2 separate regions of the Homo sapiens genome follow, and region 2 is linked to region 1. Evidence: read pairs that join two places in POLR2A ChIA-PET (ENCODE). Cell type or tissue: CD4-positive, alpha-beta T cell. All regions are shown on one strand. Each heading gives the region's core, and the rest is flanking DNA. Links, peaks and the distances in the headings are about the cores only.

Region 1 (5,377 bases), core at 301-5,300:
AGTCAATGTTTAATACATTATTGACAGAACTTACGATGATTTTAGGTGGCTCAGGGATGTAGTAAAGTACTTGTGTTCTGCTGGTTAGGCTAAGCTGAAGTGACAAATGGCCCTCAAATGTCTGGTTTCAACAAAAGTTCATTTGCTTTTGTTGAATGTCTGGCACATGTCTGTCAGCCAGCAGGCACCTGGGACCCTGCTCCGGGTTAGCTTCACCCCGGGACTCGGGCTGCCATGTCTGACACGTGGTGGTCCACTGGCAGAGGGACACACGATCGGGGCAAGTTCTGCTGGCCCTTAAAGCTTCTACCCAGAAGTGACCATTAACCACTTCTGCCTACATTCACTGGGCAAATCAGGTCCCATGGCAACGTGAGAGGGCATGTACTCTCCCTGAGGGGCAGCAAACAGTAACTACCAAAACCAATGAATATTTTCATTTTAATAGTTTAATGTATGTTTATAGTAATATAAAAAGTCTTTTCAGTGTGTGAAAAAAAGACATGTTGTAGGATGGGATCCTGGAATGGAAAAAGGACATTAGGTAACAAACTAAAGAAATCTGAGGCCAGGCACAGTGGCTCATGTTTGTAATCCCAGCACTTTGGGGGATTGAAGCAGGCGGATCACTTGAGCCCAGGAGTTTGAGACCAGGCTAGGCAACATGGCAAAACCCCGTCTCTACAAAAAAATACATAAATTAGCCAGGCGTGGTGGTGCATGCCTGTAGTCCCAGCTGCTCAGGAGGCTGAGGTGGGAGGATCACCTGAGTGAGCCTGAGGAGGTCAAGGCTGCGGTGAACCATGATCACACCACTGCACTCTAGCCTGGGCAACAGAGTGAGATCCCGTTTCAAAAAGAAAAAAATCTGAATAAACTATGGACTTTAGTTAATAATGTGCCAGTACTAGTTTATGAATTTTTACAAATGTACACTGATAGCATAAGATGTTAATAACACAGAAACTCGGGGGTGGCAAGGGTGATATGGGAACTCTAGTAATCATCTGTCTGCTCAATTTTTCTGCATATTTAAAACTTCTAAAAATTAAGTAGATTTAAAGAAAAAAGTACTAACTTCTCAGGTGACATATGGATATAGCAAAAATTCTAAGATGCTGAGTAAGTGAAGTTGGGGAAGTGTGCTCCGGGGTCTGAGGTCCCTAAGCTGACAGTCCAGTGATCCATGGGGACGGCCTGTTTCTGTTGTCTTCACAGAGCAGGCAGGAGTGGAATTATAGCCCGATTGAGCCCTTCAGCCCTATATCTGGAACTGTCACAGGAACAAGCTGACCCAACAAGATGGCCCCAGGATTCTCCTGTCTCCTTCAGAGGAAACAGTGCTGGGCCTGGCCAGCTGGGAGCCCCAGTATATGCCCAGACTAAGGAAAGGCTTCCAAAAGTGCCTTTTTTAAAATATAGAACTTTATTTTGGTTACTGAGGTTTTTGTTACTGTTGGTTCACAGAAAAGTCATTTCTTAGAAAATAGTAACGGCAGCATTTTTTACAGCGACTCACATTGGGGCCACCAAACAAGTGCAAAGGACAGTGCCAGGGATAGAAGAGGCCAGTACTCTTGTGCCCAGTGTTCTCAGGGAGAACCCAGTGCTCCTGGCTCCCTCTACCCCCTCCCATCCCACCCAACAGAGCAGCACCTAGGGCCAATAGAACCAGCCACGCAGCCAAGTGCACGACAGTGACCCCAGCAGGCTGGTGAAGGCCCCACAGGAAAGGCCGAGTGGGAGGGGATTGTTCAGGTTGAGCTGGCCCTGCATCCAGCCCTCTTCCTCAGGCAGTGGGGTCTGACCTCACCTGGCTTTGGGACTTGGACATATTCACAGTACGGTTCAGTAAAGTCCTCTGGGAGCTGGCCTTCCTCTCCTCACTCAGGCCACTAATCCTACCCCAACCCCAGGCTGGATCTGGGGACACACAGTCAGAAGTGGCCCTACCTACGGGGAGCACACAGGTGAGTGGGGGGTCAGGCAATGGACCCAGATAGCTCCAGGACAAGGCAGAAAGTGCTCAGTACCCTGAGAGGGAGCAGAGAAAGGCCACTGAGGCCCAGAGGGGGAAAGAGGGCAGGGAGAGCTATGTGGAGGTGGCAGTGTCTCGGCTAAACCTTGAGGAACGAGGACACGGAGATGGGGGAGAAGGGCATGCCGGGAGGAGGAAAGAGCATGAGCCAAGGCACAGAGTGGGGAGGCTTGGGAGGGTCAGTAAAGACCAGCGCTCATCCATGAGAACACAGATGCGAACGAGAGGCCCAGGTACCCTCATCTGAACAGGCTGATGCTCAGGAGGGGCGGCTGGTGTGGGCACGCTCACATGGGGTTTGAATCCTTCTGCATTTGGGAGCTCTCTGGGGATGGAGTAGAGCCTTGTGCATCCCTGCCCACCCAGCCTAGCATCTGCCTGCACGCTGCAGCCCCACCTGTTTCAGCATGTCCCTCTTGTCATCCCTGGGGCAGCCTTTCCATGGGGTCTCCTGTTGCTCCCAGGTCCTTCCTTCCTCCCAGGTCCATGTCCAAGTCCTCAAGTCAACCAAACTCAACTCCTCCAGCCTCCAGAGACAGCTGGGAGGGTGTGGTGGGGTCCCTGGAGGGATTGAGAGGGAGACAGCTCTAGCAAAGGGGAAAATTCTGGAGCAGTTGTCTCTCTCCACCTCACTAGAATCACTTCCCGCCATCAGAAGTAAATCTGCTCTTTCCTGAGAAGAGTCTGGGTTTGGTGTGTGTAAAACACAGTTCCTTAGAACTCAGAGAAAATCCTGACCAAAAGCTTCAGCATTTGAGCTTCCCCCGCTCTTCACAATCTTTATAGACTTCGAGTGACTGGAAACCCACCAGCTTCTATCCCTTCTCCCTGAAAAACATTGCCCACTTTCTTCTTGCTATGGGCTGTGGAGCTGAAGTGTTCTGGAGGTACCGTGTTTTGGAGGCCCGGGACCCATTTGTTCGAGGGGGAGGGGGAGGGGCGGAGTCTTTTCAGGCAGTATTTCCACCTTAGCTCCTCTGAGCACCCATCCAGGCTTGGCCCTGAAGCAGGTCTGTGTCCTCACAGGATGGTGCAGAAGACACTGCGGTTGCTGTGGTAACCACCTTCCACCCGGGCTGTGATCCTCGTTGCCATGGCTGTCACCTTCTGCCCATTGTGGGCTGCCGAGGGACGTCTGAGAGAATTTTCAAGGTGGGGCCGTGCTGGTGGGTTCACCAGGCGCCACGTATCAGACCTGGAGGTGCAAAACGAAAGTCAGTGAACTTCTGAGGGGTGTGCAGTGCTGGCTGAATGCCCTGCACAGTCTTAACTTGGGTTCCAGATCGGTGGATCCAGGTGTTTAAATCTGGGTGTAGGTTTTATCTTCCAGTTTAGTGTTAGTCCAAAGAGGTGGGCTGTTGAGAAACTAAGGAGCAAAAGCCCTGCATTCCACGTCCAGCTCTGCCTTCAACTCTGCATGTAGCCTTGGACAAGGTCCCTCTGTAGGCCTCAATTTTCCCGCTTTGAGACACTCTGTTGCCCAGGCTGGGGTGCAGTGGCACGATCATGGCTCACTGCAGCCTCAACCTCCTGGGCTCAAGTGATCCTCCCACCTCAGCCTCCCAAAGTGCTGGGATTATAGGCTTGAGCCACTGCATCCAGCCGACTTCTCCACTTTAAATAAGGATCTGGATAAGATCATAGGGTGGTTGTTGTGAGACAGGGTCTCATTATGTTGCCCAAGCCGGTCTTAAACTCCTGGGCTCAAGTGATCCTCCTGCCTCAGCTTCCCAAGTAGCTGGGATTATAGGTGTGTGCCACGGTGCCAGCTTTTCCTCTTTCATTTCTTTTCAGCTCTATGACCACAAATGTTTATAGAAGCTTTATTCATAATCACCAAAAACTAGAAACTACCTAAATACGCTTCAGCTGATGAGTGAATAAACTGTGCAGTACACCCATACAGGGGAAGACTACTCAGCAATTGAAAGGAATGAACGCCTTACATGCAACACCATGAATGAATCTCCAGCATGTTAGGCTAAGTGAAAGAAGCCAGACTCAAAAGACTACATACTGCAGGATTTCTGGGTTTTTTTTGTTTTTACTTTTATTTTTTAATATATATATATATTTTTTCCGAGACGGAGTCTTGCTCTGTTACCCAGGCTGGAGTGCAGTAGTGTGATCTGGGTTCACTGCAACCTCTTCCTCCCAGGTTCGAGTGATCCTCCTGGCTCAGCCTCCCGAGTAGCTGGGACTACAGTTGCGTGCCATGATGCCCAGCTAATTTTTGTATTTTTAGTAGAGATGGGGTTTCACCATGTTGGCCAGGCTGGTCTCGAAATCCCGACCTCAGGTGATCCACCCACCTCGGCCTCCCAAAGTGCTGGGATTACAGGCGTGAGCCACCGCACCCGGCCACGATTTCTTTTATATGACATTTGGGAAAATGCAAATCTATGGGGGATAGAAGTTGGTGGGTTTCCAGTCACCCAAACTCTTGTAGAGAGCATGGAGGGCCAGGGAAAATAAAATGATAGTGAAGCTGTGGTCAGAGTTTTCTGATGCTTGAGTTACAAGGAACCAACTTTACACACTAAGTCTCCATTTGCTTAAGGCAACACATTGTCTTATATGTATTTTTATGATAATGATGTTACAATGAAAGGACTGGAAAGGTGTGGACGGAATCAGAGGTTGGCTACTAGCATGTGAATAAAAAGGCCTAAGCTATGTTGGGAGGACTGTATGTATTTGAGTTTGGCAGCAGGGGAGCACTACTGAAAAGGAGTGATGAAATGAGAGGCTGGAAAAGACAATTAGGACCTCAGGGTACACAGCGGACAATACCAGAGCTGGCATTGGCAAAGTCCGGGCTGTATCCTGTACCCTGGGGTCTCCAAAGGGAAGGAGGAGGTGGATCCCAGGGAGTCCACAATATAATCTGCTGGGATATTGGAAGAAAATACTAGAATTTTGGTTTTTTTTAACTGTATACTTTAAAATTTTCTATTTTGGGGATAGTTTATAATGTAAATAATATACTGCTAGAATACACATATATAAGTTATAAATAGGTATACCGGTGAGGCGCGGTGGCTCACACCTGTAATCTCAATACTTTGGGAGGCCAAGGCGGGTGGATCACCTGAGGTCAGGAGTTCGAGACCAGCCTGGTCAACATGGCGAAACTGTCTCTACTAAAAACACAAAAATCAGCCGGGAGTGGTGGTGGGCGCCTGTAATCCCAGCTGCTCAGGAGGCTGAGGCAGGAGGATCGCTTGAATCTGGGAGGAAGAGGTTGCAGTGAGCCAAGATCGCACCACTGCACTGCAGCCTGGGCAACAGAGTGAGACTTGGTCTCTAAATAAATAAATAAATAATTAGGTATACCTA
Region 2 (5,377 bases), core at 171-5,170, 110 kb after region 1:
CATAACTGCCAGATAATGATAGCCTTCGGCAGGGACAATACTGTGACTTGGAATTGAATGACTTTTATGACAGGATTAAAACAAAAAGGACAAGACATCTGCAAGACATAAATTCATACTTTCAAATTGAATCTTTAATACAGTTCAATCTCACAAATATTTATGAAACAGGGGGGAACAGTGCTGGCTGTTACAGGGGACAAATGAATAGGTGACACTCAGCCCCTGACCCAAGAGTGGCAGTTCTCCCTCTCCACTGCTACTTCTCATCAGCAACAACAGCCTCTTTTACCTGGAATACTACACTCATCCCGATTGGTCTCCTTGTCTCTTTTCTCATCCACAATCCATACAAAACAACTTTGGGCACATAAATTTCCCAGCCAAAAATGCTTCCCCAAAATGAGAAGCATTTTTGAGTGGGAAATAGCCTACATATTAAGTGTCAATACCTTACAAGTATTGAAAGCCCCCACAGATTGGTCCAAATTAACCTTTCCAGGTTTTTTTCTTCCAATCATACACCTCTCCCTGACCATATACCCTATATGCCAGCCTCATTGGTTTACTGCAGTTCCCTCAAACACACTGTCTCATTCTTTCCCCTTCTTCTTGCCTTCTCTGAATCTGTTACAAAGCATCATCTCTCTTTCGGTCTCTGACTAGAGAAATCTTGCTCACCTTTCAAAGCTCCTCTCAAATGCCACTTCTTCCCTAAAGCACTCCATGGCATTTGCCTCCTTTAGTGGGAGGAGGCAAATCTGTGTCCATGTCATCCTCTGTTGCACTTGGTTTATCCTTCTGTTGCGTAGCTTTCCTCCTGTGAGCTCCCTGCTGAGCCAGTCCTGGGATTGACTTTATCATTTTCCTCTCCCACAGCACAGCCTAGCACAGGATTTATGTGGAGTGAATTATACTGAATGGAATGGAGGAGATAAACCCAGCCCCAAGTGACTAATGTAAACCGACATGCCATAAGGTTCTATGACAGAGCTCTAAAGTGGAACAGAATTCAGGTTGGAGTGCGGATGAAATTTTTTCCAAACAGGGAAAACTTGGGAACGTTTCCATTTTTTTTCCATGTAAACCTTTCCTGACATCTCTGTGACATGCATCCCACCTGTAACTGTCCCCCTTTGTGATATTCACAACCCGGGCCTATAACTGGAAAATACTTGAGGTCAGAGATCTTTGTTATTTCCTTATACTTACTTCAGGGCTTGGCACATAGCAAGGGCTCAACAAATGTTTGTGGGAGAAGGGTAAAGAGGGTAGGAGGAAGAAAAGAGAGTTGTATTAATATAGAAATGGAGTAGGGCAAAAGCTGCAGAGAAATTGAATCAAGGCCAGTGCAGTGGCTCATGCCTGAAATCCCAGCACTTTGGGAGGCCAAGGTGGGTGGATCACCTGAGGTCAGGAGTTTGAGACCCGCCTGGCCAACATAGCAAAACCCCATCTCTACTAAAAGTACAAAAATTAGACAGGTGTGGTTGTGGGTGCCTATAATCCCAGCTACTTGGGAGGCTGAGGCAGGAGAATCAGTTGAACCCAGGAATTGGAGGTTGTGGTGAGCCGAGATTGTGCCACTGCACTCCAGCCTGGGCGACACAGCGAGACTCCAGCTCAGAAAAAAAAAAAAAAGAAATTGAATCGAAAAAGGTTTAGTCACATATTATGTGGGGACCCTGCCGTATAGTCTTGGTGGATTAGCTTGATATAGTGAAGGTGCTTACTAGCTACATACTGCTTTTTGTAGGTGCCAATTGACACTGAGTAGACAGGGGAAAAAAAAAAAAAAACCTGTATTCCCAGATTCATTTGTTTCTATCCTCCCCCACATCCTGGAGTTGGTGCTGTGATATATTCCCCAGTAGGAGATTACTGGGAGGCAGTTGGCAGCTGCATTCCATCCTTACCCTGTAACAGAGGGTCACCGTGATCGCTAAAAGTTTCACTAACACAAAGACCAGTCCAATGCCCACTTAAGTCAAGGTGGCTCTTAAAAACACAAAAACCAAAGGCTTCCAGATGAGGACAGAATTCCATTTTACCCTTCACTTCTACACAAATAGGCAAAATTAGAAGTGGAACACTCGTGTTTATCTGCCTCCAGGTCACAGCATCACAGCAGAGTAGAAGGAGCAGTGGCTTGGCATTGCTGAGAACCAAAAATAATGAGCAGTTTCGCCACTGACAAGGCACACAACTTGAGGCAGATGCCTTAATTACCAAGGCTCATTTTCCTCATCTATAAAATAGGAATAAATACCATATTCTTCACAGGGCTGCTGTGAGAATTAAATAACATGCACCATAAATCACTTAGTCCAGCACCGGGCATAGAGAAGGCCCTAAGTAAATGGTTGCTATTGATCATCATGATTTAAAAAAAAAAAAACTATTTGGGGTAATGTTCAAGGGCTTAGCATAGTAGACAGCTGTTATATGATATTTCAGAAAGCATGTTTGATGTTCCAGCTGTCTGGTGGAGCAGTCTTGGAGCACTGGGTTTTCCTTTCAACTCCTGTTTTTATTGTATCCTTTTCATGTGTCTGTATTTATATGCTATAGAAAGTATAGCACAGTTTTTTTTTTAAGCAATAATGAAATATCTTCTGGCCCTTGTTTATTTTCATCTTGTTTCCTGCTATTCCAGGCCCTGTGTACTAGGAAGAGATGATAAAGCACCTTCTTTACTATAATATTTTATTGGTGTGTATTTGCAATAGCATTTTGAAGAAACTAATTCCCAAGAGTCAGCCTTCAATGCTTTCTGTTAAAAAAAGTGCTAGGCTCATAAGATGATGTGACATCCAATATTTTCATTATTTATTGTAGTTTTAATTTAATTCTTTTCAGTTTGCATGTTACCTATTTTTGTATAGAAAATAAAAACATTTTCTCACATGTATCCAAAATGATAGTCGAAATTGATGGAGAGGGAAGAAGGGAATAAGAGAGAAGGAGTGACTGACTGATTCTTCATTACAATATTTCATATCAGGAAGGCAAAGAATGAGTAACTGAGGAGGATAAAGGAGGCAGGGGACAGGAAAGGCCTACACTAGGGTAGACCTTCATTAATTGTTCACTGAATAGATGAGTGAATTGTAACAGGGTGTTAGACTAGAAGTTTCCACAGAGAATTCAGACACAATAGCTATCAGATACCCAAAGTAATGGGACAGACCACCCAGAGGAACTCAAAACAGGATTTAGCAGAAAGTGGTTACGTGACTCTTGCACCGTCATCCTCACCAAGGGTCGAAGGATAGAATGACTGGAAGCTTTTGAAGAGGATTTCTTTGGAGGAAGCAGCTGGTGTGCTAAGTGCCGCTCATGGCCCCAGGGGATAAGGAAGGGGTGTGTGGGTGCCTATCTCACCTCACTTCAGCAGGACCACTCAGAGCTTGAGCTGTGTCTCCTGCAGTTGGGGGCCCAGGGGACTGGGTCTGACTCCCGCCCTGGAAATTTACAGGAAAAGAGCAGGGCTGGCTAATGCTTTGGCTGTGGAACAAGGAGGAGTAGCTGCTGCTTCGGGATTGGCCAACACTCCCAGAATTTGTTCAGGCAAAGAATGCTTCAGGGAGCAGATATGGGCCCCTATAGGGGAGAGCCAGTGTGGGAAGCACCTTAGATGCATTTACGTGGGAGTGAATAGGCCCCAGCAGATGAGACAGCTTCTGGATGGTGAGGGCTGCTGGGATTTCTAGGGCCTGGGAGAAACTTCCTGCCGAACAGGATGCTTTTGCTCAGGTTAAGGGGTCCTCAAGTGAGGGCTCACAATAGTACCACGTAAGAGGAAGTCAGTTTGACACAACTGCTCAAATCCTCAGCCAGCTGTTCTGCTGAGAATGCCTTCATACTCAGGTGTAAATCAGTTGCAGAGTTGGCTATATGCTTGCTTCTGGGGACATTTTTGCTTTAGCAGTAAAAGTGCCTGAGTTCAAAGAAGTAATACTTTCATAGTGGATTATGGGCATCTGAAGCAGGCAAATGCCATGGGAGATTTCCTTAGAAGGAGCTCCCCAGCTGTCTGGGAGCCATATTGGATATGCCCCTGAGCTCTGGGCACATGGGTGGTGGCTGCTTATTTTGCCTGAGACGGTGAATGTGAATGCATGTTATAAACTATTAGGTGCTGTGCAAATGTAAGCCAGCATTGTTATCGTTTTGCTTTAATAGCCGCAATGAATTACCAACAGATGTGTGAACTCTTAAAATGTTCGTTACACACACAGATGCTTCTCCCATCCTTATCAAATTATCTCATTAGAATTGGAATTTCTTGAGCATCCCAGAGGGTCAGAAGCAACCCTCACACATCAGAGAGACAAGGTTCTAAAAACCAAATGTTTAGTCCCTCACAGGGCATTTCTTCTTTTTCCCTGTCTACTGCCACCTGTCCAGAAGCGTTTCTGCTTTAGATCCTATCAGTCCCACCTTGCAACTGAGGCAGAAACTCCAGCCTGGCCTGAGCCTTTTTTGTGTTAGAAATGATAAGAAACAGCTGTCCTCGGATTAATGCCATCATCTCTGTTATGATTCAGCCATTCAGCTTGTGGCAGCAATTGCGTGTTAGATGAATGTCTTTCTAAATTCAATCACCCCAAAATAAATACATTGCAGTAGTCTCATTAAACAAAATTGGATGCAAGGAGAGAATGGGACTGACTGATAGGAAATGAGAAAAAAGTAGGATATTTCAAAGCTGCACGCAGCCAATTGCCCTTCAGAAACCTCTTCCAGGCCCTTGTTCAGCTTTAGCACATTTAGTTAGAAAAGAAAAAAAAAAACAAAGAGAGATGCTTATGTATGTGGTAATACTTTCTCCAAAGAGGGATCTTTTTAAAAATGACATATGATAAAATAATATATATTCATATGAAGGGATAATCATACAAAATAGGCAAATATGCAGATCTCATATATGACATTTAATATAGATTATCCTGCTGTTCAGTAGATCATTGGAATGTTTTAAAGTCTGACCACATGGTAGACACTGTGTTAGGTGCTGAGGGGATGCTACATTCATTGATGAATTCATTCGTGGAAGCTGTGTGTGCTGAGACCACTCTATGCTGTGTCCTGTTCTCATTGCTAGGGGTACCACCATGAACGAGACAGCCTCTGGTTGGGAAAGGTGCCTGGAATGGGATATGGAAGAGGATGGACAAAGATAACTGTATGTATTGAGAAGTTCAATGTGCCAAGTACCATAGGAAACAAACACAAAGAGACTCATGAGAGTGTAGAAGAAAAAGCAGTTGTTTATCTCTTAAGGAAACAGACAATCTTCAGGCAGGGGGCAGCCTTTTCGCTGAACCTTGAAGTCTGTGAAGAGTTTCAAAGTAAAGGCCCCTCTAGGCTAAGG

Evidence for each region. Peaks named below come from ENCODE experiments on the same cell type or tissue, not always from the same donor. Only the 100,000 strongest peaks of a DNase experiment are listed, where the experiment ranks them.
Region 2: POLR2A ChIA-PET joins it to region 1 with 5 read pairs; 2 of 35 experiments call an interaction of 5 or more read pairs at or near these places.

What each region holds. Positions count from the first base shown.
Region 1 is chr9:37,509,489-37,514,865 of GRCh38, forward strand. FBXO10 (F-box protein 10) reads right to left here. Exons shown (of 11, transcript NM_012166.3): 11 at 1,404-3,233. The coding sequence ends at 3,059. Among named protein-coding and RNA genes, the nearest start is that of POLR1E, 26 kb to the left of the region's middle. RefSeq lists an enhancer at 2,078-2,634. In CD4-positive, alpha-beta T cell, for the core only: no CTCF peak of the experiment used is centred there; a DNase peak (open chromatin) is centred at 3,123.
Region 2 is chr9:37,618,133-37,623,509 of GRCh38, forward strand. It overlaps a transcript of FRMPD1 not described here. Among named protein-coding and RNA genes, the nearest start is that of TOMM5, 28 kb to the left of the region's middle. In CD4-positive, alpha-beta T cell, for the core only: no CTCF peak of the experiment used is centred there; no DNase peak of the experiment used is centred there.